Regions from separate parts of the Homo sapiens genome. Here regions 2 and 3 are each linked to region 1. A link is a loop called in an ENCODE intact Hi-C map of the cell type or tissue named here. Cell type or tissue: endothelial cell of umbilical vein. All regions are shown on one strand. Links, peaks and the distances in the headings refer to the core of each region. The heading gives the core; the rest is flanking DNA. Region 1 has its middle 35 kb from the start of SPANXC. Region 2 overlaps LINC00632 (long intergenic non-protein coding RNA 632). Region 3 has its middle 8.4 kb from the start of MIR320D2.

Evidence for each region. Peaks named below come from ENCODE experiments on the same cell type or tissue, not always from the same donor. Only the 100,000 strongest peaks of a DNase experiment are listed, where the experiment ranks them.
Region 2: it touches region 1 in a loop (4-fold over the local background); 9 of 110 quality-filtered maps call a loop at or near these places.
Region 3: it touches region 1 in a loop (24-fold over the local background); 22 of 110 quality-filtered maps call a loop at or near these places.

The regions. Positions count from the first base shown.
Region 1 is chrX:141,272,242-141,282,947 of GRCh38, forward strand. No RefSeq gene overlaps it. Among named protein-coding and RNA genes, the nearest start is that of SPANXC, 35 kb to the left of the region's middle. In endothelial cell of umbilical vein, for the core only: a CTCF peak has its summit at 6,260 (motif pointing left); no DNase peak of the experiment used is centred there.
Region 2 is chrX:140,762,101-140,772,806 of GRCh38, forward strand. It overlaps LINC00632 (long intergenic non-protein coding RNA 632), which reads left to right. Exons shown (of 5, transcript NR_173140.2): 4 at 9,978-10,258. Among named protein-coding and RNA genes, the nearest start is that of LINC00632, 58 kb to the left of the region's middle. In endothelial cell of umbilical vein, for the core only: a CTCF peak has its summit at 4,085 (motif pointing right); a DNase peak (open chromatin) is centred at 4,121; H3K4me3 peaks cover 1,308 bases; H3K27ac peaks cover 1,306 bases.
Region 3 is chrX:140,912,477-140,923,182 of GRCh38, forward strand. No RefSeq gene overlaps it. Among named protein-coding and RNA genes, the nearest start is that of MIR320D2, 8.4 kb to the right of the region's middle. In endothelial cell of umbilical vein, for the core only: a CTCF peak has its summit at 6,082 (motif pointing right); a DNase peak (open chromatin) is centred at 6,075; H3K27ac peaks cover 353 bases.

The DNA of each region.
Region 1 (10,706 bases), core at 1,495-9,494:
TCACAGATATAAAAGAGACAATACTAAGATTTATATTTTTATCACTCTGTCAGCTATTTAGAAAACTGACTATAGGGTAGTACTGGTAAAATCATAATTACATTATCCCAGATGCGAGATTATGATTGTTTGGACCAGAGTGGGAGCTGCAAAGAAGGTATGCAGTGGCTAAGTCCTGGGTATATTTTGAAGGTAGAGTGTTTCAGTGGCCTTAAGACCACCTTCAAATTTGCAGATTCGCTACAAGGACTCACCTGACTCAATAGCAGATTGTTTTAATAACTGAGATTTATTACAGCAAAGGATAAAGTGCAAAAACAACAGGAACATATATGCATTGGGCATAGTACAGAGAGGCTAGACACAGTTTTCCAAGTCCTTCCCCATCTGGGGCCACACAGAGCATGCTTTATTTCTAGCAGCCAACTAGAAGAGCTGTTGTGGGATAGATTGGACCAGGGAAGCCCATTTGAATCTTTGGGTCCAAGGCTTTTATTCAGAGTTGATTAGAAAGGCATATCATCCATAGCAATAGAAACATGAGAGTCCAACAATGGAACCAGGTGCACATGATCAGTCTTGGTGTTTGTGCAAAGCAACCTGAGAAACTGATATGGAACAGTCCATAGCTCCAGGTGAACACAATGAAACCCTTAATCACTGACATGAATTATATTCTAAGGGTCACATTTCCAAGGGCTGACCAAGGGGTCGATCATGATTCCAGATGTCCTTGGACATGCAAGGAGTAAGCAACCAGCTAAGAGGTCAAGTCATTGAGGATAAAAAATTGACTCTTGGTTTTTGTAAGTTTTAGGTCATAGTGATCTTAAGAGTGTCTCAGTTGAGTGGTGAGCATAACAGTCTGATATAAAATGTTGATGAGATAATGGAAGGTTAGGAATTAAAGTGAGTATACACAACTCTTTTAATGTATTTTCCTGTGAAGGGGAACCAAGAAATGAGGAGGTTTCTAGAGTATTTCAGATGTCAAGGAATTCTGTGGTCAGTTTTAAGATTAAAAATATCACAGCATATTTATATGCTGACCTAGTAATGATTCAAGAAAGAAGGAAATACATGGTAGGTACTTGTATTAGTCTGTTCTTGCACTGCCATAACGAAATACCTGAGACTGGGTAATTTATAAAGAAAAGAGGTTTAATTGTGTCACAGTCCCACAGGCTGCACAGAAAACATCACTGTGGAGGCCTCAGGAAACTTACAATCATGGTGGAAGGCGACAGGGAAGCAGGCACATCTTACATGGCAGGAGCAGGGTTGGGGGTGCTGCCGCACACTTTTCAACAACTAGATCTCATGAGAACTCTATCACAAGAACAGCAGCGAAAGGGGAAGTCCACCCCTATGATCCAATCACCTCCCACCAAGCCCCACCTCAAACACTGGGGATTACAATTCAACATGAGATTTGGGCAGGGAAAAAAATCTAAATCACTATCAGCCCTTGAAAAGAGAGAGGTAGGCTGGGCGCGGTGGCTCACGCCTGTAATCCCAGCACTCTGGGAGGCTGAGGCAGGCAGATCATGAGGTCAGGAGATCAAGACAATCCTGGCTAACATGGTGAAACCCCATCTCTACTGAAAATACAAAAATTAGCTGGACGTAGTGGCACGTGCCTGTAATCCCAGCTACTCGGGAGGCTGAGGCAGGAGAATCCCTTGAACCAGGGAGTCAGAGGTTGCCGTGAGCCGAGATCGTGCCATTGCACTCCAGCCTGGAGACAGAGCAAGACTCTGTCTCAAAAAAAAATAATAAAAATAAAAATAAAAAAAAAGGGAGAGGTAAAGAGATACAGAACTCAAGTAGAGTTCCAGGCTTTTGATGGGAGGGGCTGTTGCGAAGGTCTCTGACATGCCCTGGAGACATTTTCCTCATCATCTTGGTGATTAGCCTTTGGCTCCTTGTTACTTATGCAAATTTCTGCAGCTGGGATGAATTTCTCCCCAGAAAATGGGATTTTCTTTTCTACCACATCGTCAGGCTGCAAATTTTCCAAATGTTTATGCACTGTCACCTCTTGAACGCTTTGCTGTTTAGAAATTTCTTCCACCAGATACTTTAAATCAACTCTCTTAAGTTCAAAGTTTCACAGATCTGCAGGGCAAGGGCGAAATGCCCCCAGTCTCTTCGATAAAGCATAACATGAGTGACCTCTGCTCCGATTCCCAACAAGTTCATCATCTCCATCTGAGACCACCTCAGCCTGGACTTCATCTTCTGTATCACTATCAGTATTTTGGTCAAAGCCATTCAACAAGTCTCTAGGAAGTTCCACCCTTTCCCACATATTCCTGTCTTCTGAGCTCTCCAAACTGTTCCAACCTCTGCCTGTTACCCAGTTCTAAAGTTGCATCCACATTTTCGGGTATCCTTATAGCAGCACCCTATTACCTTGGTGCCAATTTACTGTATTAGTCTATTCTCACACTGCTATGAAAAGCTGCCTGAGACTGGGTAATTTATAAAGAAAGGAAGTTTAATTTGCTCGCAGTTCTATATGGCTGGGGAGGCATCAGGAAACTTACAATCATGGTGGAAGGCACCTCTTCACAGGGCAGCAGGAGAGAGAATGAGTGCAAGCAGGAGACAGCCCAGATGCTTATAAAACCATCAGATCTCACGAGAACTTACTATCATGAGAACAGCATGGGGGAAATTGCCATCATGATCCAGTCACTTCCCACTCTGTCCCTTCCATGACACATGGGGATTATGGGAATTACAGTTCAAGATGTCGTTCGGGTGGGGACACAGCCAAACTATATCACTTGTAAACATTCATATACATCTGTACATACCTTCACACACTTATAAACACACACAGCATCACACTCTCATATCTCTTACACATGCTGAAAAACACATACTCAGTAACACACACTCACACATTCAATCACACACATTTTCACAAGTCTCACACACTCATACATACACATTCCTATACTCAAATACACTCACAAATTCTCTTACATGCTCTGTAACACTAAAACTCTCACACACTTTCAGATTCACACAGTCACATTCTGACACATACATACTTTCAAACACACACTCCTACATATACTCACATAATCACATACACTCACACTTACACATAGTCTCACACTGAAACAGCCACACATTCACACAGACACGAACTCACAGATGTGAAAGACATATCAGTTTTCATTGTTGCCATGGCTATTCTAGCAGTGAGAATATTTAAATAAAAATACAAAAATCCTTTGGAGTTTATATTCTACTGGGTAATGATAGATAACTAAACAAATGATATAATATCAAGCAGTGATTCATGTTATGAGGACAAGTTGACTAGGATAAAAGAATAAAGTGCGGGGGTGATATATTAAGTACAGCAGTCTGGGAGGTTTTCAGAACATTTGAGCAGAGACAGGCTGTGGTCATATTTGTGTTTTAAAAAGTAAATACATACTATGGAAAAATAATTAGGTGATAATGGTGGAAACAATTTTCTGGTCAGGAGATGATGGTGTCATGGAATAGAAATGATGCTGAGTTAGAACAGGTGGATAGCAGTGGAAGCGCTAAGAAAGAGTGGTATTCTAGATATATTTTGAGCATAGAGGGAACAGAATTTGCTAACAAATTGGAAATGAGTCATGAGAGAAAGAGAGGACTTAAGGATGATTTCAAAGTTGTTGATTGGAGCAACTTGAAACATAGAGCTGCCATTTACTATAATAGAATGAAGGATACAAAGAATAGCCTGCTTGTCACTGGGGAAATGGGAATGCAGTGGAAATGGAGAGTTCGGGTTTGGACATTAGGTTAAGGTAGCTATTGGTCATTCAAGCAGAAAGATTAGAAATGAAGATTAGAATATGATAAGCATTAGTCTGGAGTTAGGGCCAATGTTGTTTATTAAGTATTCATTAATTCACTCAACCAATAATTATTGAGCACCTCTGCTCTTATAGGCTCCGGAGATTCAGAAATTTACAAGACCAAGTCCCTTTCCTCAGAGCTCACATTCTGGTAGGGGAAGACAGCCCATATACAAATAAATATATTGTAAAATATAAAGGTAGTGATAAGTGTTATGACAGGGAAAATGAAACTGTGCTTGACACAGTTATGTGGATTTAAATCACATAATGAATGCAAGGAGATACTGGTATTATTCCCAATTTACAGTTGGGAAAAGCAAGCCTCTCACATGCCAAGTAGTAAGTCAAGGCTTAATGAATAAATGAGTTAATATTTTAACGTATCGAACTGTATAGGACTACCAAGGCTTCACTCCAAAGATACTGGCATGGATCATTCTATTTTGTCCCCAAGCCACCATACCAAGTTACCCATCTGTCTTGATCCTGAAAAGTAGTCACTAAACAGAAAATGGGCAACAAAATACTGTGAACACCCGAGGTTCCTAAAAGTACATGAGGTTTGAAATACAGCAAAGGAAACCATGAACGGGAAAATTTTAATAGCCCTTTAAATTTGAAAAGACTTTCAGTTTACAAAGCTTTTGCACTTATATACAAATTTTCCTGAATTACATAGACCAGAGTATAAAACATGGGTGCATTCACCATTTCATTGGTCTTTATAGTAACAACCTCTACAAATTGCCAACTTAGGATGGCCTCTTCTCCTGATCTGGAAGCCCTGCAAAGAATACCACTTTGCTCCCTATACATGCCCACCTCTGGTGGCTCCACATACATTTTCACAAGGGCTGCCATTTCCCTCAAAAATTATTGCTGAGATAAATGAACTGGAGCCCTCAAGGTGCAAATCTGCAGAGTTCTGTGACAAAGTGGGGGTGATCATCTCTTTATTTTTGGTGTCATAATCAAAGCCCCAGAGCAAATTATCTTGGGTCTCAACATATTACAGGTTATTTAGTGAAATATCTATGTCAGATATTTTGTTCACAATTCTCTATTTTCTTTGGACCCAGGCATAAGTCTGTTGGCAGTGGTGGGGGTAGAGCAACATCCTTTCCCTTGGCATCGTGTTCCTAAACAGAAGAACCTATGCTAGAGCAATACGCACAGCCTTTCTCCACAGGAGGAGGCATGTCTTCATTTAGTTCAATACATGCTACTTCTCTTTTTAGGACAAGCCTACAGTGAGGAAGCACATAGTCTTAGTTCCACACACCACGAGTTTCTCAGGTGCAGGTCTTCATTGGAGGAGATGCACCACATTTGTTCAGTGGTGCTTATGACTAGGTAAGTCTAGCTAATTGTGGGATGTAGAATTAGGAGAGTCACGTTTTCCTGCACAGCTGAAACATATTCTCCAAACCCAGCTGTTTTTAGTAATAAAGATGCTAGTGTTGATCTCCATCTGTCTGACTCGGTTAATTGCAAACTCAGGTGAAAAGAACAGTGCCATGTATTGGGCCCACTGAATCCCACAAAGTCTGTGGGGACTAGGCTAAAGAGAGTTTTCACTGACAGACTGTCCTCAAAACCATTCCCTAGATGCCACTGTATTTTTTTCACTTGCCTAAGGTTAGCAGTCTAGATCTCTTCCTTAGGGGAATTAAATTATAATGATATTTTTAACTTTGGGTTCAGTCCTTCATTTCTTCCCTCCTCCTTTCCTTCAACAAGTGTTTAGTGATGGCTTTTCTTTTCCAGGCACTGTCCTGACCTCTGACAATGCAACAGTGAGCAAGACAGAAATAGCACCTCTCCTCATAAAGCTTACAGTCTAGTAGCCCAACAAACGTAATTGAAATGGTCACCTGAGTGTTAGAGTGTATAATATCAACAAGCGCTGTGAGGGTCTTGGACTCTGATACAGTCTGAGGGATCAAGGAAGCCTCCCTTGTGAAAACGATGCTTGAGCTGAGATCTAAAGAATGAGTTGAAGTTAACTAGACAGAAAGATGGGGTATGAGAAACAGTGTATTTTAAACAAGGGCAAAGGAATAAGCAAAGGCCTGATGGTAGTAAGGAGGGAGTATCAAAGTTTGTATCCACCCATCACTTTCGTCCTCTCAACCAGCCTTTCTACAATTTAGCTTGGATTCTCCTTTTACACATGAATATATTGAGGCACAAATGGTTACTAGCTGCATGACCTTGGATAAGTAGTAGAACTAAAATGTAAAGCCAACATTCAGTGCTTCTAAGGTAGTACTTCTCCATTGGAGGCTAATCCCTCACACTCTACCCTCCCTAGGCACATTTGGCAATATCTGGAGACATTTTTAGTAGGAGGGATGAACTACTGCCATCTAGTGGGTAGAGGCCAGGCCTGCTGTTAAGCATTCCGCAGTGCACAGGACAGGGGTCCACATGAAATGATTATCTGGCCCGAAATATCTTTTTCTTCAGCTTTTGGAGATTTGTTTTCAATTTATTTCTTAACTTTTTATTCCGGCCACATATATGTTTATGTATGTGTATATGTATATTTGATATAATCATTTCAAAAATTTAAATAGTGCCAAAGTTGAGAAACCCCACACCAAGCTCCTAATCTTCCCACAGTTCTGCCTCATTACCTGGAGGCTTCTCAGTCCCTCATGCAAATGGACTTCTGGCCAATCAGCTCTAATTAGCCATTTTTATTCAGTAGTGGAAATGGATTAGATTTAAGCAGGGACCTCTGCTACTTTGCAATTATCTCAATGATCTTCACCAGCTTTGTATTATCCCTTAGCCTCATAGATGAGGAAATAGAGGTTAAATTACATGCCTTGGGTTTCAGAATCCAAAGCAACAGAGTAATTGAGTCCAGCTCTTCTCAAATTGATATTGTTTTCTCTTCATATCGTGGCCCTTTTGAGGATACATGCTTGCTCTCAGCCTTCTCAAGTACAACTGGCAAAGGCTGGAGATGCAGGTCTGGATCGGAGCTGCAGGAGTGCTGTGAAGAGTTTGTCAAACTTAATGGCCGCATTATTTTTTTAGGAGCTTGAAAATCAGCCTAGTGTTATTCAGCTTGAATTCTTCTCTTGCTAGGCTCAAGGCACATCAGACACACAATCTGCTGTTTGTGTAGAAAATATGTCAGGAGAGAAAAAGATAGCACCCACATGCGAGCATCTGCTGGAAAAATTCATTTTACCATTAACCATACAATTGAGTGAGAAAAACATCTGTGCCTGCTATTGCAGATGTAATCATAAAACCCAAATGTAGCAATGAAACAAAGCGGAAGAGGGGCAGAGGATGAGGAACTAGAGAAACACATGACTTTAGTGTCAGGAAGGGATGGCTCTGTGGCTCTGTTGCTGTACTGAATACTCTCACCTCCACCTTTCAAATATGACACCATCCTTAGGGAACAACACAATTGTAAGCAGGCAAATTATGCATGAGACATAGCATCTTAAACTCAAACCAGCAAGGCGGCTCCGAGAGAGCTATAAACAAGGCAGAGGAATCCCAGAGACTGCAAATTAACAGCAAAAAAACCATCTAAATAGATGTTGGCAGCATTTCAGTATTAAGGCTGACTTAGAATTGTGGAACTGGAGAATGCAGAAAATGTCAAAGCCCTCAGAGATCAACTAGTTTAATTCCCAGTTTTACTCATAAGGAAACCAAAGCCCAGAGAGGGATGTGACTGCCCAAGGTCACACAGCTAGTTAGTGGCAGATGATTCCAGACAGTTCCTGGGGAACACAACTTGTTTTTCAGACTGATAAGAGGAAGAACTTTCACAAAACTTTTCAAGTATCCGGGAGCATCAGCTTGAGAGCATAATTGTATTACAGTGATATAAAGGTAGACTTTGACTCTGGAAGCCAAAAGCCAATGGTGATTACCCAGCTTTGTTCAACCTGCTGAGGTATAATTCTGCTGCTCAAGGTGGAATAGAAACACCTATGAGATCTCAGCAAATGACACTGTACATCTGCTTTGAAAACAAATCTCAAATGTAAATGTGGTTCTGCTTCAGTTGTGTTTCCAGTTTCAAAGCAGCATACAACTTTGATCTGAAAGTGGGAAGAAGGAAATCCGACAAGGTCTAAGGCACCCCATTTCACACTCTCGTCGGTCAGTTTGCATGGTCCAGTGAAGGAGCCTGCATCCACGGAACCAGGAAGACTAGCATTGGCTTCTGGTTCTGCCTAGGACTAGCTGTATGACTTTGGGACGAAGGCCACTGGGCTTGAGCCCTCTATAGCCTTTTCATCATGGAAAAATGGAATAAGGAGAAGCAAAAGTAGAGGATAAAATGGAGAAATGTATGGTAAGAGATGGGGGTAAGAAACAGGGCTACCCTCTCTCCCTGCTCATGCCCTCAACTGACAGCATAACTAGCAGCATGTTATGGAGCCCAGACAATGTCCCTTTTCAATTCAGTTGTGTTCACATCATTCCTTTTATTCTTTTGTGAAGTCTTAGTTCAAATCTTTTGTCGATTTGTACTGGTCATTTACTTGTTAATGAATTGTAAGCAGGATTTATAGGTTGAGGATACAAGTACTTTGATATAAGCGCTGTAAATAGTTTCTGCGGTCCAAGACTTCCTTTCCCATTTTCTTGACCGTATCTTTCAAATGGCAAACATTTTTAATTTTGACATCAAATGTATCTTTTTTTAATGTTTGTGTTTATTGTGTTCTGTATATAAAACTTTTGCTTATCCTAAAGTCACACATTTCTTTATTTTTTATTTTTATTTATTTTTATTTTTGAGACAGAGGCTCTCTCTGTTGCCCAGGTTGGAGTGCAATGGTGTGATCTCGACTCACTGCAACCTCCACCTCCCGGGTTCAAGCGATTCTCCTGCCTCAGCCTTCCAAGTAGCTGGCATTACAGGCACCCACCACCGCGCTTGGCTAATGTTTTGTATTTTTTAGTAGAGACTGGGTTTTGCCATGTGGGCCAGGCTGGTTTCAAACTCCTGACCTCAGGTGATCCACCCACCTCGGCCTCCCAAAGTGCCGGGATTACAGGCATGAGCCACCGTGCCTGGCCACAAATATTTTCTTTTATACTTTCTTCTAGATGTTTCAGAGTTTGAGGTTTTACATTTAGGTCCATTTAGAAGCTATGCACATTTATTATCTATTTTGAGCTGATTTGTGTGTATGACATAAGTTAAAAGTTAGTGTTGGCTTTTTCCCGTATGGGTATACAGTTGGTACAGCAGTATTGGTTGAAAAGGTCATTTTCCCCATTTAATTACCTTGGTACCTTTGATAAATTGATCATATATGTATAACACTTTTGGCTTGTGGGCAGACCTAGACCTACACTTCAAAGACAATGCAAAGGAAGACACAAGTTTACAAACACATTTGCTCTGATTCCAGCTCAGTGAAGCTCAACTCATGAGGTCTGACTGTCTAGGACATCACAGTTTTTCCCAGGGGAGAAGGAGGGTGAAATAACAAGAGACTACTTAGGATAGTTAATTATAACAGGCACACAAGATTGGGGCAATCCTCGTCTCTACTTTATAAGCATCACATTACTAATCCTTCTAAACAACCCTGTGAAATCACAATTAATGCGATCCCCATGCTTTAAAGTGAAGCATTGAGAGGTCACTTACTTATCTAAGGTCATGTAGAGCTGGAGGACCTGGAGTCTGAAACTAGACTCTATGATGCCAGAGCTATGCTTTGAATCACTGTTTCTATTTATCTTTGTAGCTCCATTACTGTTATCTGCACAGTGCTCTGTAATGGTTCTCAACTAAAACAACCTACTACTATTCTCTTCCCTCCCAGCTGTTGAGGGCTAACTAATAAAAATAGTTAATATTTGTTGAGCACTAAAGCGCATAGGCTCTTTACATACATTAGTTCATTCAATTCTCACAACAGCTCCAAATAAGTTTTGTACTATTATCATCTCCATTTTACTGATGCAGAAACTCAGTCTCAGATCCTTTAAGTAACTCTCTCTAGATCATACAGCTATTAAATGACAGAGCCAGGATCTCAAGCCAAAATTGCCTGCCACTACATTCCCTGCTCTTAACTACTACAACGTGCCACCTTCTAGACTTTTTTTTTTTTTTTTTAGATAGGAGTCTCATTCTGTCACCCAGGATGGAGTGCGGTGGCGCGATCTCGGCTCACTGCGCCCTCCACCTCCCAAGTTCAAGCGATTCTCCTGCCTCAGCCTCCCAGGTAGCTGGGATTACACGCTCGGCCACCACGCCTGGCTAATTTTTGTATTTTTGGTAGAGATGGGGTTTTGCCACGTTCCCAGTCTGGTCTCGAACTCCTGACCTGAGGTGATCCACCCATCCCAGCCTCCCAAAGTGCTGGGATTACAGGCGTGAGCCACAGCGCCTGGCTTCACCTTCTAGACTTTAAGGTAGATTATCCCTGCATGGTTGCAGGGGGTGAGGTAAAGACACTGGTAAGTCGCTAATGTGCCTTCACACCCAAGAAGATTCCCTGGATCTATGTCTATGTTTATCACTTAAAGCTAGGGGTTGGGAAAATGAGCAATTCAGAAGTTCCCACAGCTGACTTAGAATTTCCATGGAATTGCCTGTCTTCAGAAGATCAAAGGCTTCCGTATTACAAAGTGGCACCACTTGCTCTATTCTGCTTGGAACTTCAGGAAGAACAGTATATGCAAAATGATTCATTTTGATAAGCTGTTATGGATTAACCTAACAACAAATAAATTATTCAATTATTCAGAATTATCCTAATAATACTTTTATGTTTAATCTTTATGATCTTCAATATGGTTTCACCAGTGCTCTCTCATTTGGTTTTC
Region 2 (10,706 bases), core at 913-8,912, 510 kb before region 1:
GGAAATAGTTTGTAAATTTCAAAGTGCCATTAAAATGTAATGAATTACTATTATAATCATCACTGTCTGAGGTCCTACAGCTTATAGCGACCTCGTCAGTTTTTCGAAAAGAGAGAGAGAGAGAGAGAGAGAGAGAGAGAGAGCACTCTTATCTTTCCCCACTAGATGGCAGGCGAGCCACTTGGTAAAGTACTGATTGGCTTAGGACTCTAGAAACCACAGCAGGATTTTGGTTTGTGAAGCAGCGTAGCAATGGACAAAGGGTGAATTAGAAGTCATGAAAAGCAGAGACAGCCTGTATCCCATCGGTTTGCAGTTTACCAGCATTTCGTGTGTATGAAAACATGGTCTTTTTCTTTTGACTGTGAGAAAAATGATAGCTAAACAAATAATTTATCTAAGAAGGAAAATGTTGAGCCCACTCAATTACAGCTAACAGACTTAACGATTATTTGTAACACCACTTTATAGGTAATGTCTTCATCTATATCAGGGATTGACAAACTGCTTCTGTAACAGTAAATATTTCTGGCTGTGAGGGTTAAATGGTTTATGTTGAAACTATTCAGCTTTGCCACTAGCAGAAAAGCAGCTTGAGACAATATGAAAATAAGTGGGCATGAATAGGTTACTATAAACGTTTATTTATGGACACCGAATTTTGAAATTCACATAACTTACACTTGTCACAAAATATTCTTCTTTTGATATTTTTTGAGCACTAAAAAATGTAAACATTATTTTTAGGTGAAAGATTGTACAAAAAATGACCATAGGCGTGATTTGACTGGCAAGCAGTAGTTTGCAGATCCCTGGGCTAATGTTAAAGACTTCTTAGCTATCAGATTAGCAGTCTCCTTAATCTATATATTTATAACTCTCATAACACATATTTCAATGTGGTTAGTATATTTTTTGCATGTATAAATTACTAAAAATCCATGTGATATTTTTGCCTACATCTGTTATTGTCTTGTTTGTTAAAGACTATAGACAAAAAAATTCAAGTAGTAGGCCAGGCGCGGTGGCTCACGCCTGTAATCCCAGCATTTTGGGAGGCCAAGGCGGGCAGATCACCTGAGGTCAGGAGTTCAAAACCAGCCTGGCCAACATGGTGAAACCCCGTCTCTATTAAAACAAAAAAATACAAATATTAGCCAGGCATAGTGGCGGGTGCCTGTAATCTCAGCTACTTAGGAGGCTGAGGCAGGAGAATCGCTTGAACCCAGGAGGCAGAGGTTGCAGTGAGCCGAGATTGTGCCACTGCACTCCAGCCTGGGTGACAGAGGGAGACTCTGTCTCAAAAAAAAAAAAAAAAAAAATTCTAGTAGTTGGTGCATTGTTCTTGGGTTTGTCAGAAAGAAAGCACACAGTTAAATGTGAATTTCAGTTAAAAAACTAAAAACAAAAGGGATTCACTGCTTTCTCTGAGACTCAATTTTAACTGGGTGAACTAAATTGCTAAGTCTGATATTTGTTCTTGTACTGACCGATCCTCATTTATTAAGGCCTTAATAAATGAAGTTGAATATCTGAAGACAAGACTTCTCCAGTAAAATATGTCTTTGGGGAATTGGGAGAAATATGGATCTTCACTGGCCTGGTTGTTTTCCGTGCACTTTAACGCATTAAAACAACTGTATGGCATTAACAGCTGTTTTTCACATCCATTTTCTAGAAGAACAAATTCTGAGCTGCCAGTCTCAGTTGAACAAGCCATTTAAAATGCTTTGTAAGAATCTCAGAGTAACCTGTGGACAAGCACTTGCCATTTTATGTTGCGAAGGGCTTCAGAGAAATTTGAGGTCTTATAAAGGAATTGAGTAGGAACAGCAAATAAAATCCTCCCAGGCTGGCGTTCTGTGAAACTGAGCTTCCTTCAGGCCGTTTCACAACAGAAACTCGGTCCTCCTCTGAAAGCTTTTTTATACCCCTTGATGGAGGTGTCAAGCGTGCACAGGCAGCAATTCGTAGGGCCTGCTTTAGAGAGGTTTCTTTTTGTGTGTATCTGTTAGGATTCACTACTGGTATTAAATATTAACCCACATTTAATTTGCCTCGTGACTTTTCACGACAGATATTGAATGTTAAATACTCTCCAAATCGGATGTTTTTTCCAGTTTTAAGATTTGACGCCCTTATGATCGAATCCATCCACGACTTTTACAGTTATTGAATAACCAACAGACCCTTGGAGGGTCTCTTACCGCTCTGGACTTGAGTTGGTTAATTCCGCTGCAGAGACGGAGTGGGGCGGGGGCGGGGGTGGGGGTGGGGGTGGGGGTGAGTGGTGTAACTGAGGAAGAGTCCCTGGCATACTGCAACTAGGTCAGAAGTGACAGCATTCAGCCCTCCCCTCCTTAGGGAGTGGGGTAAGGGGGCGACCCCGCCCAGTGCAGAGGGTGGCGAGTCAGGAGCCGACGAATGCTGGAGAGGCCATCCGCAGGGGCGGGTCTCTCCAGAGAGCAGCCGGGTGACAACGTGGCACAGAACGGCACTGCATCGGAGTAGGCACACTGCAAAGACGAGACGAGTCCTCCCCAGAGAGGGGAGGCGGTTAAGGAGAGGAGATTGCGTGGCTCGGAGCAGCCAGACCCGGTAAGCCGACTCCTTCCCGTATTCCGCTTTAACCAAGCTTGTTTCCCTGGCGGCCCCACAAATTCCCTGAGCGGAGCGTCTTCGCTGGCTCGCAGCCAGCCAGTCAGAGCCCACCTCTGCGACCTCCTCCTCCTTCCCATCCTGAGGGCTCCTGCCTCGGCTCCCGGCTTCCTCCTCCGGGCTATCTTTTACCCCTTCGGTAGCTGGAAAATCGCCCTCACTCAATCACCACGGTGGTAAATAGGGCAAAACGAGCAAGGCACTCGCCTCGGGTGCAAAATTTAAGGCGGCACCAAGATACTCAGTAATCAAGATAAAACTGTTCATGCAGTCTCTTTAAAATTCAAAGTTATAGCCAAAATTCCGCAAGAAGCTAGATAAGAAATATTAAATAAGGGCAAGCTCAGACCTTGCACTTGAACGACTTAGCCTCACTTGCCTCACCCGAATCCCCGACGCAGCTAATCAACTCTGAAGTGATTCCCTCCTCTCCGTGGTGCCACGTAGTAGACCTCCGGTTTTCGTTGTGTATACGCCTTCCTGGTTGTGTGGGAAGGGGCAGGGACTGAGCCTCAAGTAGCGCAGCCCAGTGCTTTGTTCACCGAGGCCCTGGGGTCAACGTGGATTTTGGAGTAGCCCAAAGCTGAGAGCTTATGCAGCCGCCCCAAGTTGCAAAGCTTTGCATTGGAACCGCCCGATCCCCACAGAAGCAAAGTTCGAGGGGAAACTGCACTCCCTTAATTAGTATTTAGGAACCCCTTCAATAATTGAATTGAGTATAAAATCTTTAAAGTAACTACAAATAGCAGGGAACGGCTTTTGGAATTGTTTTTCTAGAAGAGGGACGCCTCTATGCTTAGAGATTCCTTGTTCCTCTCTAGCTTCCCATGTGTATTTGGTGGTATGGCAGTTCAGTCTGAAGTTGCAATGATACAAGCACCTTTAATGAGGATCACACTCAATAACTTAGGAAGCACCATTTACCTCTCCTAGTAAGTGACTAGACACTGTTAGGTGCTGGCTAAAAGGGGTTTTCAATTCTTACCCCTAGAGCCATTTAATGCTGATCTTGAATTGTTTGCTGCTATTACCGTTAAGGGAGGCGACAAGGGGGGCAAGTAGCTCCGGAGTAGGGGATGGACTGGTTTTATTTATAAATGCTTCTTTTTGTCTTATGCGGGCCAGTGAAAAATGAGGTAAGAGGAAGATCTGTAAAAGATCTGGAGAAGATCAGGAAACGATTGTTCAAATCCGTGTGCCTTTTCTTAAAATCTTTTGAGGTTTTGGGCTTGACCAGCTCTTCAAAAGGAAGAAAAGGGCACATGTGATCCCTGGCCTGCTAAACAGAGTTTGCTTCCCTTGAGGAGGTATCAAGCCAAATTCTACTTAACCTGGAATGGGGAAAAGGTGGGCAGAACGGTCATTGTCGGCATCGCCAAACGGGGGTCACGGCAGATCCCCTTAGCTGTTGGATTTCTTATAGGCCTGGTTTAGCTGTTCCACGCTGTAGCCAGCAGAGGGCACTGTTGCTACATAGAATCTTTTTTGACTGTTTTTGGTGGTGAATTTTCAGAGCTATTTAAAAAACTTCCATCCAGTAAGAAGTATGAACGATTTTCCATGAAATTTTAATGTGAAAAATAGATTATTATTAAAAACTGATGGATGTCTATTTGGTTGTTAACCCATTGAACCATAGAAAGAGAGTGAAGATGTTCCATAACAATCAAAGATTAAAATAGCAAGAACAAAAAATAAATGTGATAATAAATATCAGCATCATATCCCTCAATTGTTTCGAACATAAGTAGTTAGGGCTTTTGCTCATAGGGATGATACTTAAATTTTCAAATGAAGAAAGTTGATTTGTGAATTTATATTACTCATTTGGAAGAATGAAAACTGGGATATGCATGGTCATGTGATCTTATAATGTACAATTCAGTTTTCTACATAGAAGTCTCCAGTAAAATATGCTTCTACGTGCAGTGGGAATTTAAAAATTAACAATGTAAAAGATGTATAATTAATTATCATAAATGAAATAACAAAGAAAGAATGTGTATGATTCTGAGTAGGATTAGAATTGAAATCTGTTCGTTATGTTTAGGTAATATTTGTAGAAATTTAATGGAAGAGTTGTATCGATACTAATTTATTTCTTACCGTTTTGATAGGAATATGTGGAACAAAAAGAAAATTCATATTGTAGAAACTTAGACTCACATTTTGTGTTAGAACCTATGAGCTACTCTGGGTGTTTTATTTTAAGATGGTTTTTGCTCATTGTTATGCTACAGGTATTATCATACATCTTTTCTAAAGGTGGAGGCCTTCTTTTTTATTTAACCAGAAGTTTCTTGTGTTAGGATGATTTTGAGCAGTTAAGAATTGCAAGAAAAAATCTTAACATCATTAGTTTCAAGTGCATTGTAATGGATGAGTGTGTCATCTAGAGCAAGATTGCATAGCTGTACATTTTGGGCTTTCCTGCTTAATAAATGTGTGACCTCAGACAGATTATGTAACTTGTCTGAGCTTCAATTTCCTCATCTATAAAATAATAATAATAATGCCTAACACATAGGGTTGTATTAAATATTAAGTGAGTTAATATATGTAAAGCAGCTAGAACAGTGCCTGGCCCAGAAAAATTCACTTTATTAGTGTTATTTACCTATTATTTTTTTCCATTTTTGTTAATAATATTTGAACATGATGCATTAATTTCCCCTTAGTTTATTGTTTAGCTCTAGAGCTGCTTAGATTCATTTGCATATAATATTGCTTATTTAATTTTAAAGAAGTGGTTCTATGCACATTTAGTAACTTACGCCTCTTAAACATTGGCTATGCAAGAGAATTCTTGAATAATTTCATGAAGCACTCTTTGTCTCTTACTCAGAGTAGAATATTTTGAAGACATCTTTTCTCTGAAGTTTTTAGACAAGCTATAAACTAGTTTGTATTAGTCAGAGTTCTCCAGTGAGACAGAACCAATGGGATAGCTAGCTAGATAGATAGATAGAGGAGAGGGGATTTATTAGAGAAATTTGTTCATGTGGTTATGGAGGATGAGAAGGCCAAGACTGAGGGACTGACAATTGGCAAGGGCTTTCTTGCTGTGTCATCCCATGGCAAAGGAGAGAGAGGCCAAACTTGCCCTTTTGTAAGGAATCCATTCCCATGAAATGCCATTCCCATGAATGGCATTAATCTATTCATGACGGTGGAGCCTAACCACCTCTTAAAGATCTCACCTCTTAATACTGTTACAGTGGCAATTACGTTTCAACATGAGTTTTGGAGGAGACAGACATTCAAACCATAACGCAGCTCCATGACAGAATTTTCACATGCTCCAGAATGTGAATGACAGCTACTCATTTTAAGGGAAAACAGCTTAGTTTAGTGTAAAAAACATGGATATTGGAGTCTGGAGCTTGGACGCTAGCTGTGTGACTTTGGACATGCCACATGTCATCTTTGAGCTTCTGCTTTTTCAAATACAAGGATGTTGTAAGGCCAAAATATGATCAGGTTGTAAAGGGTTTGCCACATACTGAGTGCTCACATCAAAACATATTAGTTCCATTTCCTTGACCTTACTCCCTTTCTCCTTTGATAATGCTTCATTCAAGGGTAGATCGAAGACCTCAGGACCAAGGAGGAAATGAAATGTTAAGAAGATTTGACTGTAACAAAAGGGTTAGTGTTAACACATCCATTCTGTACCTATACAATAGAAGTGCAATAGTAATCTTAGAAGCTGTGAAAGAGCACTGCTGCTTCCTCTCTCTGGGCCTCTGAATTAATCAATGATGTAATATATATAACACATATAATATATATACTATATTATATATTTATTATATATACTATATTATATATTTATTATATATAAATATATATTTATCACATAATAAATATATATACTATATAATATATTTATTATATATAATAAATCTATAATAAATATACATACTATATAATATATTTATTATATAATAAATATATATTTAATTAAATATATAATTAAATATATAACATATTTATCATATATAATAAAATATATTATATATATTTGTATATGTATAGATTAGTGTATAAGTATATATATTTGTATATATTATATATATATTTGTACTAATATACATACACAAATACATATTAGTATAGGACCTAGTTACTGCCTCTAAGGCTTCATGTCTTTCTGATGGTCATATAATGGAATGAATGGGACTTGAGTTGGATGATGAGATTCCATAGATAGAAAGGAAAGAGGGAGCATTCCAACTAGAAGGAATGGTGTGAGGAGAGGTACAAATGTGATTTTGGTCAGGAGCCAATAAGTAAACTAGTCTTTCCAGAGAACCTTTCTTGGGGAAGGTGCCTTGTAGTGCCCACAAATGCAGGAAGCAAGAATTAGGACAAGGTCACCGATGGTCAGTTCAGAAGGCTTATTGAGTAAGCACAACACAGCAGAGGTACTGTTTGGGGAATAAAAAGCTGGTGGCTATGAGGGTGGACTTGGTTATGGCAAAGTTAGTCAGGAAACTATTTTAACAGTCTGGGGCCAGATCATGGAGGGCCTCATAGGCCCCAATTGCTCCTTCATCTACATTTGCTTCAGCTTTTACATCTTTCTAGACCAGTCCTGTTGTTTTACAGCTGTCTTCCATTTCAGTCTTAGATTCTGTCTTCTATTTGCAAGTGGCAATTCTAAAATCCCATTTGATTTCCATAGCATCTAATAAAATTCGGTTTTTTCTCCACCCCACCCCCCCCATGAAAGCAAATTTTCCATACATTTTGTATGCCAAAACCTAGTAACAAGGAAGAATAGGTCAGATTAATCCTAAATATCTGCTGTTTTATTCACTGCAAACATAAACCCTTTCGTTAATATCAAGACAGCTAAACAACTCCACCTCATCTAAGAAATCTGGCATCTGAAGCCCTTTATGATTTGCCTCAACAAATCTTTTACAGTTTTATTTTTACTGCCCACTTCAGCCGTCCTTTGTTTCAGCTTCATCCCTCATCTAATTCCACGCGTACCCAGCAATTTCGTGCCTCCGCCTTTGTCCCTTCCACCTGCTTGCCTTCTCCTCCACACCCTAAAAATTCTACCCATTCTTCAAGGTCCCATTCAAATGCTACTCCTTTTGAGAGCATTGCATGCTGGTCTTACTTTCTGTACTATAAACATTTATGCTATAAAATGAGGACCTATTCTATTCCAGTTACCGTCAAGGCATTCCCAAATGATTAAAACACAGGGAAACAGATGGCACTATAGTGAAATATCCTAAGTGCTGTAATCAGAGTAGGCATTGGAGGAAGGCTCTGAGAGTTTCCATCATCAATTCAAAGCCAGCAGGAGGGATCAGGGAAAGCTTCCTGGAAGAGGTGGCATCAGAGGCGTTTGAACCAGAGTGACTCCATCTTGAGTAGGGGCTGGGTAAAATAAGGCTGAGACCTACTGGGCTGCATTCCCAGGAGGTTAAGGCATTCTTAATCACAGGATGAGATAGGAGGTCAGCACAAGATACAGGTCACAAAGACCTTGCTGATAAAACAGCATGTGGTAAAGAAGCCGGCCAGAACTCACCAAAACCAATATGGCGATGAAAGTGACCTCTGGTCGTCCTCACTGCTCATTGTATGCTAATTATAATGCCCACCAAGCACCTGGATTTAAAAATTGGTAACTATTTAGCCAGGTGTGGTGGCTCACGCCTATAATCACAGCTACTTCGGAGGCTGAGGCAGTTGCAGTGAGCCAAGATCACGCCACTGCACTCCAGCCTGGGCGACAGAGTGAGACTCCATCTCAAAACAACAACATAAAAATTGTTAACATTTTTCCATAAAATAAATTACTGATAACATTGTATATCTATTTGCTTCAGTTCCTCCCTCGACAAAACATATATTTATTTATGTTACCACAGTTCCATTACTGCACCCAATAGAATCAACAGCAGTGGCCGAATGTCATCTAACAGCCTACTCATGCTCCGATTCCCTCAGTTCTTCCAAAACTATGAGTGACTATTTATTTATTAATTATTAGTGAAGCGTTATCAGAAGATCTGAGATCCGAGAACTTGGTACTGTTGTTCACTTGATATGAGTCGTAGTATGGATTGGTAGACGAACAAAACTTAAGACAACAAAATAGATAGTAATTATTTATTTGAAAACATTTTCCTCTCAAAGCTACACTAACCCAAAGAAACTGCGGGATCAACTAAGATCAGCTTGAGGACTCAACCTGGTTACCCAGGAGTTATGGCACTACCAGAAACTCTCAGGCTCTAGAGAGAAAAAAGACTACTGGGAGAGAACTCCAGACACTTGTGGATGGATAGTCAGATGTTTATTCCAACACCATTTTTTGAGTAGTCCATCCTTTCCTTAATGTTCGGAAATACTACCAGACAACTGTAAAAATATTAAAAATGAATAAGTGAACATATTTGTATTATCTTATTGGGGGAAAGACTTTTCAAAGCAAGGCAGAAACAGTTGACTACATAAATACTTGAAGCAACTTTATGGCAAAAGACAAAAGCAATAAAATTCGAAAGTAAATGACATGCTCGGAAAAAATATTTGCAATATAGAGAGGATTAAAAATAAGTTCTCTAAAATGTTAACAGTACCTATAAATCAGTAAGAAAAAAATATAACGTGGAAAAAGGATAAGAACAAGTATTTAAAGAGGAAAGGTGATGAAAGAAATCAATTAAAACAAAAATTAGATACCTTGTGATTTACCTTCTAATTGATACAAGTCACAAATGTTGATTATGTGTCATGTTGGTAAGTACATGAGAGGAAAGAACTGTCATTTGCTTTTAGCATACAAATTGGTACAACCTTTGCAAGGGCAATTTGGCATATATACACACACACACACACACACACACACACACACATACATATATGTGTGTGTGTGTATATATATATATATATATATTTTTTTTTTTTGAGACGGAATCTTACTCTGTCACCCAGGCTGGAGTGCAGTGGTGTGATCTCGGCTCACTGCAACCTCTGCCCCCTGGGTTCAAGTGATTCTCCTGCCTCAGCCTCCCAAGTAGCTGGGATTATAGGCATGTGCCACCATGCCCAGCTAATTTTTTTGCATTTTTAGTAGAGACGGGGTTTCGCCACATTGGCCAGGCTGGTCTCAAACTCCTGACCTCGTGATCCCCCTGCCTCAGCCACCCAAAGTGCCGGGATTACAGGCGTGAGCCACCATGCCCGGCCCTGGCATATATTTTTATTACTCCAAATTTATAAGCTACTCATTTAGATTGCCTCTGTTCCTGACCTCATTTCCTATTTTTATGTTTGCTTTTTCCTAGATGGTGTGCTTCTCACCTCAGCGTGATAGCCTGACCTTGACTCCTGAGTTCCACGATCGCTTCACAACTGCAAGTCACCATCATACAAAATTTGAGTTTCCCTAAGTCCGCGCCTTTGAGAGCTTTGGAACGATATGCAAGTTCAAGTCACCATCCTGTTTCTTGCTACCTCCTGTGAGAAGACCAACATTTGGGTTACACTTGTTTCTACTCTTGTTCTTCTGCTTGTTATTGTTGCCTCTGCAGCCATTGATCACACACGTGTTGTCATACAAAAACTGGTTAGCCTTTTTATTTGTCTTGTGAATTTTATCATTTGGTTCTTAAGTATTACAAATTAATATTGTGTACTCTCATTGATATACAACTTGCAGTCATTGTAAATATGCGTGAGTTAGGGGTGAGAATGGCATGCAAGCAAAAGAACAAGGAGAGGGATGATAGAGATGCAAGAAGAGTAAAGAGGGCAAGAAAGTTTATGTTAATAGCGAACACAATGAAAGTTCTTTAAATGCTTGATAATGGTGAAAGCAACACTTCCTAGGGCATATTTTTGGTGTTAATGAACCTACACATCATACAATAAAGAAAATTGAGAAAGCAGTTGGGGCCAGTGAATCGGGGGCACACAAGAATCACTGAGAAAATCATACACAACTCAAAATGCCACAATAGGGAAAATATAAAGAGATTTGCACTTGTGGCTTCTAAAACAGAGAAGGTTGAATA
Region 3 (10,706 bases), core at 1,729-9,728, 360 kb before region 1:
GGAATCTCTATTTCCCCTGGAAATGATTAATACATTGAGTATCATGGGAAATAATAGATATGTGAAAACACCTAGCTCAAATAAAAGCAGGAATCTGAAGGCACTTTGGAAGTCACAAGGTTGTATTACTATCATTACCATCTTTCATGCAGCTGTTTATTACCTACAAAGCACTTTGAGATAATTATCTCCTTTCATATCTAAAACTTCAGCTTATTGTCACATTTTCACATTTTTTCCCTCATGGCTATCCTGAAGGAAGGTATAAGCAAAGAATAATTTGGCTGTTATCTCAAACCTCTTGAGTTTCCTGTTTGTTTTCCTTTGACAGAGAGATAAAGTTTGTTTGTGGTTATTGCAGACATGCCAATTTGATCACTAACTTAGTTGGTCATTAATTTCCATTGTCTGCCAACCACAACTTTTATTAAAACTCACTGCTTTATGCTTTATCTATCTTTAGGGACATTCTGATATTTCTTTCTTAGTGCTGAGAGAGAAGCACTTGACCTTTTAATATGTCCAATATCATACTTGCTACTCTCTGGGAATTTCATAAATGTATGCAACATCATCTCTATTTTTATTAGTAAGAGTCTTCTGTGTGTCGCTGTCTTCTCTGAGGTCATGAATAATCTACATTATATATCCTCTTCCTACAATGACCCTGTTACGCTGCCACGGCCAGGATATACTTTATGCCTTATCTGGCCTTTCTAAATCCTCAAAGGTTTGCTCACATTTATATTACCAAAATTATTCTCACACTAAAATGCTAACACCATGTCCATATCTAATCCGTGACTAAATTGTACTGTTATTGCGAATGTGCCTGGCATCTGCAATCGCTGATACAGTTTAAAAAAATATGACTATCACTTTGCTCCCAATAACAATTTTAGATCTTCTGCAAGGCACATAGCTTTTCTCTATCTGCATGCTAATTATTCAATAAATCAATTTTTTGCCTCCTAAAGTAGTTTGCTTAACAGGAGCAACGTATCATATTTCCATATAAAGTGCTTATAAAAATAAGATGGAATGGAGTGTTTCCAGAGGAGAATGATTATGAGGTTGAGCTTTTCATAGCTACATTATTAATTTATAAAATTATTTCAATATATTTCAAATTGTTAACATTGCACTGAAAGTGTTGTCAGCTACTGGCTGGAACTTGACATAAAATGTCTCATTCATAAAGCAATTTCGTCTCACAAGCTTTTGTTAAAATGGTCATTTATTAAACTCAGAAAAGGGAGATATCTTTTCAGTGTATTCTTTCTTCTTATGTATTTCTTTTGACTGTGTGTCCGTAGATTCAGAAATGTTTTCTCGATGACATGGCATTCTATATTTATTTGCAACAGAGTAAATAATCACCATTTTTGAAGAAAAATAAACTAGCTTGTCTGATTTGGATCTTAAATACAAAGCTCATCAGAAAATGAATTGTTTTCTTTTGCAAGAGCAACAACCAGTCAATCACTTACCGGACCTTTACTGAGCACTCCAGTATTAAAGAGAATATGCTAGGTGCTGGGCTCTATGGGAGACGCAACAAAGTGTGAGATATGGCATATCATAGGCACAAATCTATCTCTATGGGTCTCAGAAATGATTCATAACAAGGATTTATTTTATCATACTTCAATATTCCTTAAGTACCATATCTAAATCATTTTATTTCTGACACCCCATTCCCTTCTGTACATGTGCTTATCTAATATTTGTGCTTCAAGTGCTTTATGTTGAAACAGCTGTTACACAATTTTGCAAAAAGCAAACTGGCTTTAATAAAATCAATTGTTTCTGTGTGATAGAATGAACTTTAAAACTGGGGTAAACACTCAGTCCAACAATGATTTGTAAAGTAGTAGTGTTTTGCATCCAAGTCAATAATTTAGCTCATCCTTAGCTCTAGAAAGGACTGAGGGTCACCTGAGGGTTTGGCAAATCTTTGGTGGTAAGAGTTGGAATGAGAGTCTCAAGGTGAGGGACAATATAGTACATAAAAGCCAAGAGGTAGACATGCTGCTGGGAGAGAAAGAGGCTCATTATGTATAGTAGGAGGAAGATAAATTTTTAGTCAGATGATTGGGGACCTAGTCAGCTGGATTCATTTACTAACACTCTTAAAATTGGAAATTTGTACTTTGAAAATCTTATTTTTCTCTCTATTTGTGTTTTATGTCAATTTAATTTTTATATCCTCATAGCATGCATTAAAACTCTTGAATAAATGCTACCCTGCTCAGCTCTACAAAATGGATTCTTGTCAAAACCCACAGTGGAGTTTTAGTGAGTGAGCCTGGAATGATAGTGACAGTAAGAACCAGAGGGACTGACCCTTGTTAGGAAAATAAAACATGAAGGAACAAAGAAGTTAGTTAGAAGCTGACAGTAGATTCATCCCTTTCATCCTGGAGACTGGGGCACCTTGCTTTGAAATTCAGGGGCATGTGTGTGCTTTGTTTCAAAATGAAGGCCATCTCTTACTTGTGGTAAGGTGTTCTTGGGCTCGGAGCCCAACTTATCTCATTTACTAGGCTCTAGCCTGCACAGGAAAGCTGAGGTTAGATACCAATTACACTTTGGGGACAAAGTGGAGCAAAGATCTGCATATGGTTCATACATTCATTTTTCGTGTAACAACCAAGAAATGTGCCCTTGACTGAGAACAGCACTACTAATAGCCTGCTAGGGAGTTCCAGAATCACTTACCATACACTTAATTTAACAGATATTTATCAAATGTCAGTTCTATGTCAGAACCTTTGCGGGGAACTACAGACCAGGATGAAACAACATCCTTTCAAGGTTGTCAGCGCAAACCTCTATTAAAATACATGTATTATTTGGGATGAAGAATATGTTTCCTATTAACTTACAGCATCTTAACATAAATGAGGTGATTAGTGCCTGGATAAAGCTGTGCCTCAATCAAATAATATATAAAATAAGGAAAAGCTTGTTTGATTAGCTGTGTGTGTGTGTGTGGTGGAGTGGTAGGGTAGGTGGCAGAGAGAATGATATAATCCTGAAGCAGGACCAGCTACATAATTTTTGACGCTTGGTGCAAAATGAAAATTCAGGGTCCCTTGTTCAAGAATCAGAAAAAAGTGATGTTAAAGGTACGAAACTATGAAACTTCTCCCTTTAGAAATATTTTATTACTTATGAAACTTAATAGGGGTAATAGTGACACATGAGTAATGGCATAATCTTTAGAAATGCAAAGAATAATATTTGTTTCATAATTTTATAAATCAGTGCCATAATTTTATATATACAGTGAATAATGACATTTCATTAATGTGACATCTTGATTGAGCACAAGATTCTTCTGGCTCACTTTTCTGCAAATTAATTTATAATATCACCAAAACGTATACTTACAGCAACCTTGTTTTTAGTCAATATAATTGAAAGTACCATCAGTTACTGGTGACAAATGTAAGATTGCAAATCCCCTTTGATATGTTTTAATATTGAGAAGGATTTTTCTGCTCATGCAACTGTAACTGATGCTGTCAAGAGTATTTCTAGAGAAGGACAACATTGGGGTAAGGTTTTAACAAATTATTTTAAAATATAAATTTTATTACATCTAGAGCTGATGATTCTCATGAAACAATTTTTCTAAAAAGATATAACTCTTCATACAAGTCAGTTTCATGTAAGTCAGAATTTAACTTTAAATGTAAATGTAAACAATGGTATTTTAATGTTTATTTGACATTTCCTGCAACTCGTGGAGGTTATATAATTAACCAAAAGTGACTTCATCATTTATAAACCATTCAAAATGCTTGTTTATGCATTCCACCACTCTATCTTCAATTACAAGGAAATGTTAATTTTCAAATTGTCTTCATCTTTAATATTTGGTTCATCCGAAGCTTTATATGAAAATATTTATTTTCTGTTGAATAGGATAATCTTTAAAATTAATTCTTTTCTAAGCCTGTGGATATTTCCTTTGCAAGGCTGCAACAGGTTTCAAACCCAGAAATTCTAAACTCTTTGAAAACTCCAAATAACTCTCTGATATGTTTATTGCAATGTACAATGCATTTTATACTTGTTTTATAGTAATTTGCTGACAAACTTTATTGCCTAAAAACAGGCAGTTACCTGTCCCAAAATTCAAGTCAGAGAGTAGCTATTCGTGTAGATGGCAGAGGGATGGGCTTTGGGGATGGACAGGTAAGTGAATGTCCACCTTGGTCCCAGTGCTGGCCCCATATGGAGCACCCCCTCTTTTTTGGGGCTGCAGCCACTGCCATGACAACTGTAGCTTCTGCTGTTTCCACCACTATTGACTCCACCAGTCTTGACCTAGATCCTGGCCACAGCTATTCTTTCAAGAACCTGCAGTACCCTGGACTACCCTGGGTGTGCATAGTGCATTGCATGAACTGCTATGTGCATACTACCACCTGGCATATGTTGTGTGTTAACACAAATGTTCTGTTGTCCCATTAGATTTCACTTACAAACCACAAAATCAAAGATAAAATTATTCACAATTTCAAGACAATGACAGCAGGGCTTTAAACCAAGCACAGGGCCCTTCTGAGAGTGAGGCCTTGAGGAAATAGGAAGAAAACTACCTCTCATTCTGATTACTTTGTAACAGAGAACAAACCCCACAATAATACTTCTTCGAAATATCCTGCCACAAGTAGATGAACAAGATTGCTTCCACCCACAAAAACCTCCTTAATGTTTTGCATTGAATACTAGTTTTCCTCCTCAGTCATATTATTTTTGCTTGAGTTTTTTGCTTCTTTTCCTCCTGCTGATGGAGCTCATTCCAGTTAGTCCTTTGCTATTTTTTTCTAAAAATTTAGTTACAGTGACACTGAGAATATTTGCAGAATGTTGCAGAATGTTCACGTAAGCATGTGTATATGTGTTTTCGGATGTGTAAAGGAGGAAGGAGAGAGAGAGAGAGAGAGAATGAATTTTATCTCTACAGAGGCAGGGAGACCTGACTCACCTCTTACTAGATGAGTAACCCTAACTAAACCACTGAAACGCTATGACATTTCTTCATCTGTAAAATGGGAATAATAATGGTACCCATTTCACAAAACTCTTTTCAGAAATTAATCAGCAAATGCCTCTTGAGAAACTTCTTGGTATCAGGTACTGTTCTGGGTGCTAAAAATACAGTAGTTTCTTCACAGAGCTACATTCCTGTAATGAGACATACAAAATGCACAATATGCAAAAAAAAAAAAAAAGATTTAGTGTATCAGATGGGGATCAGTGTTATGAAAAAAACCAGGAAGAGTTAGCAAGGACTGGGGTAGGGAGGAGAAGTCATTTTAAATAGGGTGGTCATGGATGCCTTCTCTGGTCAGGTGGTATTTGAGCAGAGGCCTGAATGGGGTGAGGGGAAAAGCCAGACAGATTCTTGGAGAACAGCATTCCAGTGAGAGAGTACAGAGCGTGCAAAGGCCAGGAAGAGGGAAGGAATTGCACAGAGAGCAGGATGGTGGGTCATGGAGGCCTTATAGGCTACTGTCAAGACACTGCCTTTTACTCTGAGTGAAACTGGGAACCATGACAGAGTTTTGAGCCAGATAGTGACATGATATGTTCTGAGTTTTCAAAGGATCTCTCTGGCTGCTGTGTTGAGAATAAACTGGAGCTGGGAAAGGGGGAAGGAAGGAGACTAGAGAGGAAGTGATTGTCATTATTTGGGTGAGAGATGATGAGGAATAGCATTGAAGGTGGTGAAAAGTGGGCGTATTCTGGGTACATTATGATAGGAGAGCCGACAGGATTTTCTGACAGACTAGATGTGGGGTATGGAAGAGTGGAATTGAGGAAACTTCACTGTGTGGTTTTTTTTTTTTGCCTGAGCAATAGGAAGCTTCAGTGAGACAATAAATACAAAGTGCTCAGTATTGCCTCCCTCATAGTTGGTGCCCAATCAACTGGTAACATATCTAGCCGATCCCCAGAACCCGTCAACCTACATGAGGTGATAGACCAGTAAGACATTTCCTGGTCCCGACAAGCTGAAAAAAAAAAAAAAGTCAAGAACCAGCAGGTGGCGCCCAACTAAAGTTAAAAAAAAAAACGGCACGCACCAGTAGGTGGCACCGAAGGCAACCTCTATTTGCCCTTGCTGATCATTAGCATAAGACACTCCCACCAGCGCCATAACAGTTTAGAAATGCCATGGCAACGACCCGAAAGTAACCTTCTGTTTCCATGGCAATGACCTGTAAGAAAGTTCTAAATAACCCATCCCTTCATTTTGCATTAACCCACCCCTTAATTTGCATATAATTAAAAGTGGGTATAAGTGGATATAACTGAAGTTGACAACATCCCATATCCTGCCCACTCTGGGCACACTGCATATGAATTAGCCCTGCTCTGCAAGGAGCAATACAGTTCAATAAAATTTACTGTTTAACACCACTGACTCGCCCAAGAATTCTTTCCTGGCCAAAACCAAGAACGCTAGCCAGCTAAGCCCCAATTTTGGGGCTCACCTGTCCCGCACCATATGCATATAAAATGGGTCACCTTCGCTGTAATAACCTACTTAACCCTAGCTCTTTGCTCCACCAACTTAGCTCACCAGTAAGTCTGCTTCCATTTGAATTGACATTCAAGGAAAGAGATCCAGGTTGTCAGGAACCCTGGGTCGTAGTCCCATATCACTACTGGCCTGTTGTGTGATCCCAGCAAGCCCCTCAACTGCTCAGCAACCAAGGGATGTTTATCAACATGATAAAATCTAACAACATTTGCACTACTTAGCTCAGAGGATGGTGAGAGCAAAGTGAAGCCAAGCTGCCAATCATGATTGGTTTGAAAATGTGTTGATTATAAAAGTGTTATAGAAATGCCAGGTTTATTAAGTGAGCATATTCATTATAATGAGTATCCTGTGGAGATTTTAATTTCAGACAGTAAAGACTAGGGCTGTAACTCTTTTGGTTTCTTTGGAATAACAGACCTGAAGATACTGCGAAGCAAATATTTTAGTACTGTTCATCTACTACCTTCCATTTAAAAGTCTCACATTTTCTTTGGAGCCATTGTTAATTCACCTCCCAGCTATTCTCCTTTTAGGCTCGGTAATCGTAGCCCAAGTACCCTTTTCTTTATAGAATCTTCTCAACTCATTTTGTTGCTGTAATGCTGGATGGGAAATAGCTTTTATTCCTTTGTCCAATTTCTGTCAACTTTTAGTGGTCGCCTGGAGCACTGACTTAAGAAGGTTTCTGAGGCCTTGTCCAGGCTCCATGGTGAAGAATGTCCTGATTCAGGTGTTTTGGAGGAAGAAGTGACTGCATGGTCTGGATTTGACATCCCTGATGTAAGGCTTATCTTGGTTTTGCTTCTAACCTTAGAGCTCTGGCAGCATGCTAATCCAAGCTGACTGCTACGGATCTTCCTGTTCTTTTTTTATGCAACAGAAATTTTTGCTAGCAAACCTCTTGTGCATTGCCTCCTTCACCTCTTTAAATTTTAACTGCTCTCTGGCATCACTCCACAGATATAATCACTTTTAACAATTTCTTTCATCTTCCTCTGGAAACTCTTTGTGCATATGTAAGCTGATATTGATATTCTTTGTCTTTCCCCTTCTTCTTAAACAATAATGGGATCATATTGTAAGCATTTTTCACCACTTACTTTTTCACCTAATAATATAACTTGGAGCTTATTCCATATCAACACCCAACTGATGGACATTTAGATGTTTTGAGGTAGGTATCTCTGTAATAGTCTCTACTTCACACATGGGGAAACTGAGGTGCACAGCATTTACATATCTTGCCCAAGGTCATCCAGCTAATTAGTTGTGAAGCCAAGATTCAAAAGTAGGTCTCTCTATTCTAGAACTCACTCTGTTAACCATCAGGTTTTACTGGCATTGCTGATTGACCCTGGAAGTGGCTGTATTACTGAGTTTCTACTTGCAGAAATGATGACATACTAATGTGTGTGTCCATTCAAAGCACTTCCCACAGTTCCACAGCAGTTCAAAGCTTCAAAGTACATCCACACACAGGATCTCATTTAATTTTAACAAACATTTGTTGAGTTTCTACTCTATGCCAGGCACCACTTTAGGCCTGAACATAAAACAATGAATACAACAAAGTTCTTGGACGCAAGGCACTTATAATGAGGTGAGAGAAACAGACTTGTAAATAGACAATTATAACATCAAACAATAAAGAATATTCTAGTTCTTTAGACCTCTCCTACTATGTGCTAGTGGTTGGTCAGTTCATTTAAAAAATGGATTACGGCCAGGAGCGGTAGGTCACGCCTGTAATCCCAGCACTTTGGGAGGCCGAGGCGGGTGAATCACAAGGTTAGGAGTTCCAGACCAGCCTGACCAACATGGTGAAACCCCGTCTCTACTGAAAATACAAAATTAGCCAGGCATGGTGGCACATGCCTGTAATCCCAGCTACTCAGGAGGCTGAGGCAGGAGAATCACTTGAACCTGGGAGGTGGAGGTTGCAGTGAGCCGAGATTGTGCCACTGCACTCCAGCCTGGGAGACAGAGCGAGACTCCGTCTCAAAAAAGAAAAAAACAAAAAATTGATTACATTGGGGAATTACAAAAAATCAGGTACACATTTAAGTGGTTCAATCTTCATTTAAACATTTTAAATATTTAAATATACATACTTCCTCATCTTTTGATATTTTTGAGGTCTATTGAGTATACTTTCCTACTTCTTTCTTGCATAACCTCACCCATAAAGTTTTACTTCTGATTTTGTGTCAGTTTATTTTAGCTGGAACAAGAACTTAAATTAAAGTACTTGCAAAGGAATCAGGTCACAGAATCAAACATTTTAATGATTTTTCACAAACAATCGTTGCCCCACTCATACTTAATTTGACAGCAGTTGTTTTAGTGAGTTCCCTTCCAAAGCAATTATCTCAGCTGTCATAGTACAGCAACTTTTTTCTTTTTCCACTCATCTTTTTTTTCTAGTGGGTATTTACATAATATTTGACTAAATTATGTAATTATAATACAACAGGCATACGCAGCTTCGGGAACAAACTGAACTGATTTTCCAAAAGCAAATAACTCACTTCAGGGGAGCAAAAGTGGGCACTCAGTCTACTATGGGGCAGTATTGCCTAGTGACCGGCTGGAGTTCAAATTTCTGCCTAGCCACCTGCAGGCTGTGTGACTGTGAATAATTTAATCTCTCTGTGCTTCAGTGTTTTCATCAGTAAAATGAAAATTATAATAGTGTTACTGTGTGAAGTATATGAGTTCGTACTTGTAGAGTGCTTGGAAGAGTACCTTACACAAACTTCTGCTGTTATTGCTATTTTCAGATGGTAACCTATTTGTTGTAAATTTCCTGAAGGTACTTGTCAGTACGTTCGATAGAAGATTTGAAGCACTTCACTTGGTCTAGCAGTTCACTTAAATAGAGACTGATTAAATTGGGAGTATCAACAAGAAGCTTTTCCCCTATGTTTTCATCTAGTATTAACGTTTCAGGTCTTGCATTTAATTCTTTTATCCATTTTGAGTTGATTTTTATGTGTGGTGTAAGATATGGGTCCAAATTCATTATTTTCTATGTGGATATCCAGTTTTCCCAACCCCAGTTGTTGAAGAGAATGTCCATTCCCATTGTGTGTTCTTGGCAGCCTTGTAGAAAATCAGTTGAGCATATTGTACATGCATGGATTATTTCTGTGCTCTCTATACTGTTCCAGTGGTCTATATGTCTGTCTTTATGCTAGCATGATATTGTTTTAATTACTGTAAATATTTATAAGATATTTTGAAATCAGAAGGTGTGACGTTTCCAGTTTTGTTCTTGCCAATTAAACCTCAGTCAAACTTGAGGAAAAAAATAGGATCAACAAGATAAGAATGAGTTCTGCCACTGTGAGTTGAAATGAATTCTAAACTCTGATTATGCATTAAAATTACCTGGGAGAAGCCGGGTGCGGTGGCTCACACCTGTAATCCCAGCACTTTGGGAGGCCGAGGTGGGCAGATCACGAGGTCAGGAGATCGAGACCATCCTGGCTAACACGGTGAAACCCTGCCTCTACTAAAAATACAAAAAAATTAGCCGGGCGTGGTGGTGGGTGCCTGTAGCCCAGCTACTCGGGAGGCTGAGGCAGGAGAATGGTGTGAACCCAGGAGGCGGAGCTTGCAGTGAGCCAAGATCACGCCACTGCACTCCAGCCTGGGCGACAGAGCGAGACTCAGTCTCAAAAAATAAATAAATAAATAAATAAATAAATAAATAAATAACCTGCGGGGCTTTGAACACATTTTTTTTTTCAAGTGAGAGCAAGTTTATTAAGAAAGTAAAGGAATAAAAGAATGGCTACTCCATAGACAGAGCAGCCCCAAGAGCTTCTGGTTGTCTATTTTATGGTTATTTCTTGTTTATATGCCGAACTAGGGGTGGATTATTCATGAGTTTTCTGGGAGAGGGGTGGGTAATTCGGGGAACTTAGGGTTCCTCCCTTTTTTAGACCATATAGGGTAACTTCCTGACATTGCCATGGCATTTGTAAATTGTCATGGTGCTGGTAGGAGTGTCTTTTAGCATTCTAATGCATTATAATTAGCATATAACGAGCAGTGAGGACGACCAGAGGTCACTCTCGTTGCCATCTTGGTTTTGGTGGCTTTTGGCTGGCTCCTTTCTGCAGCCTATTTTATC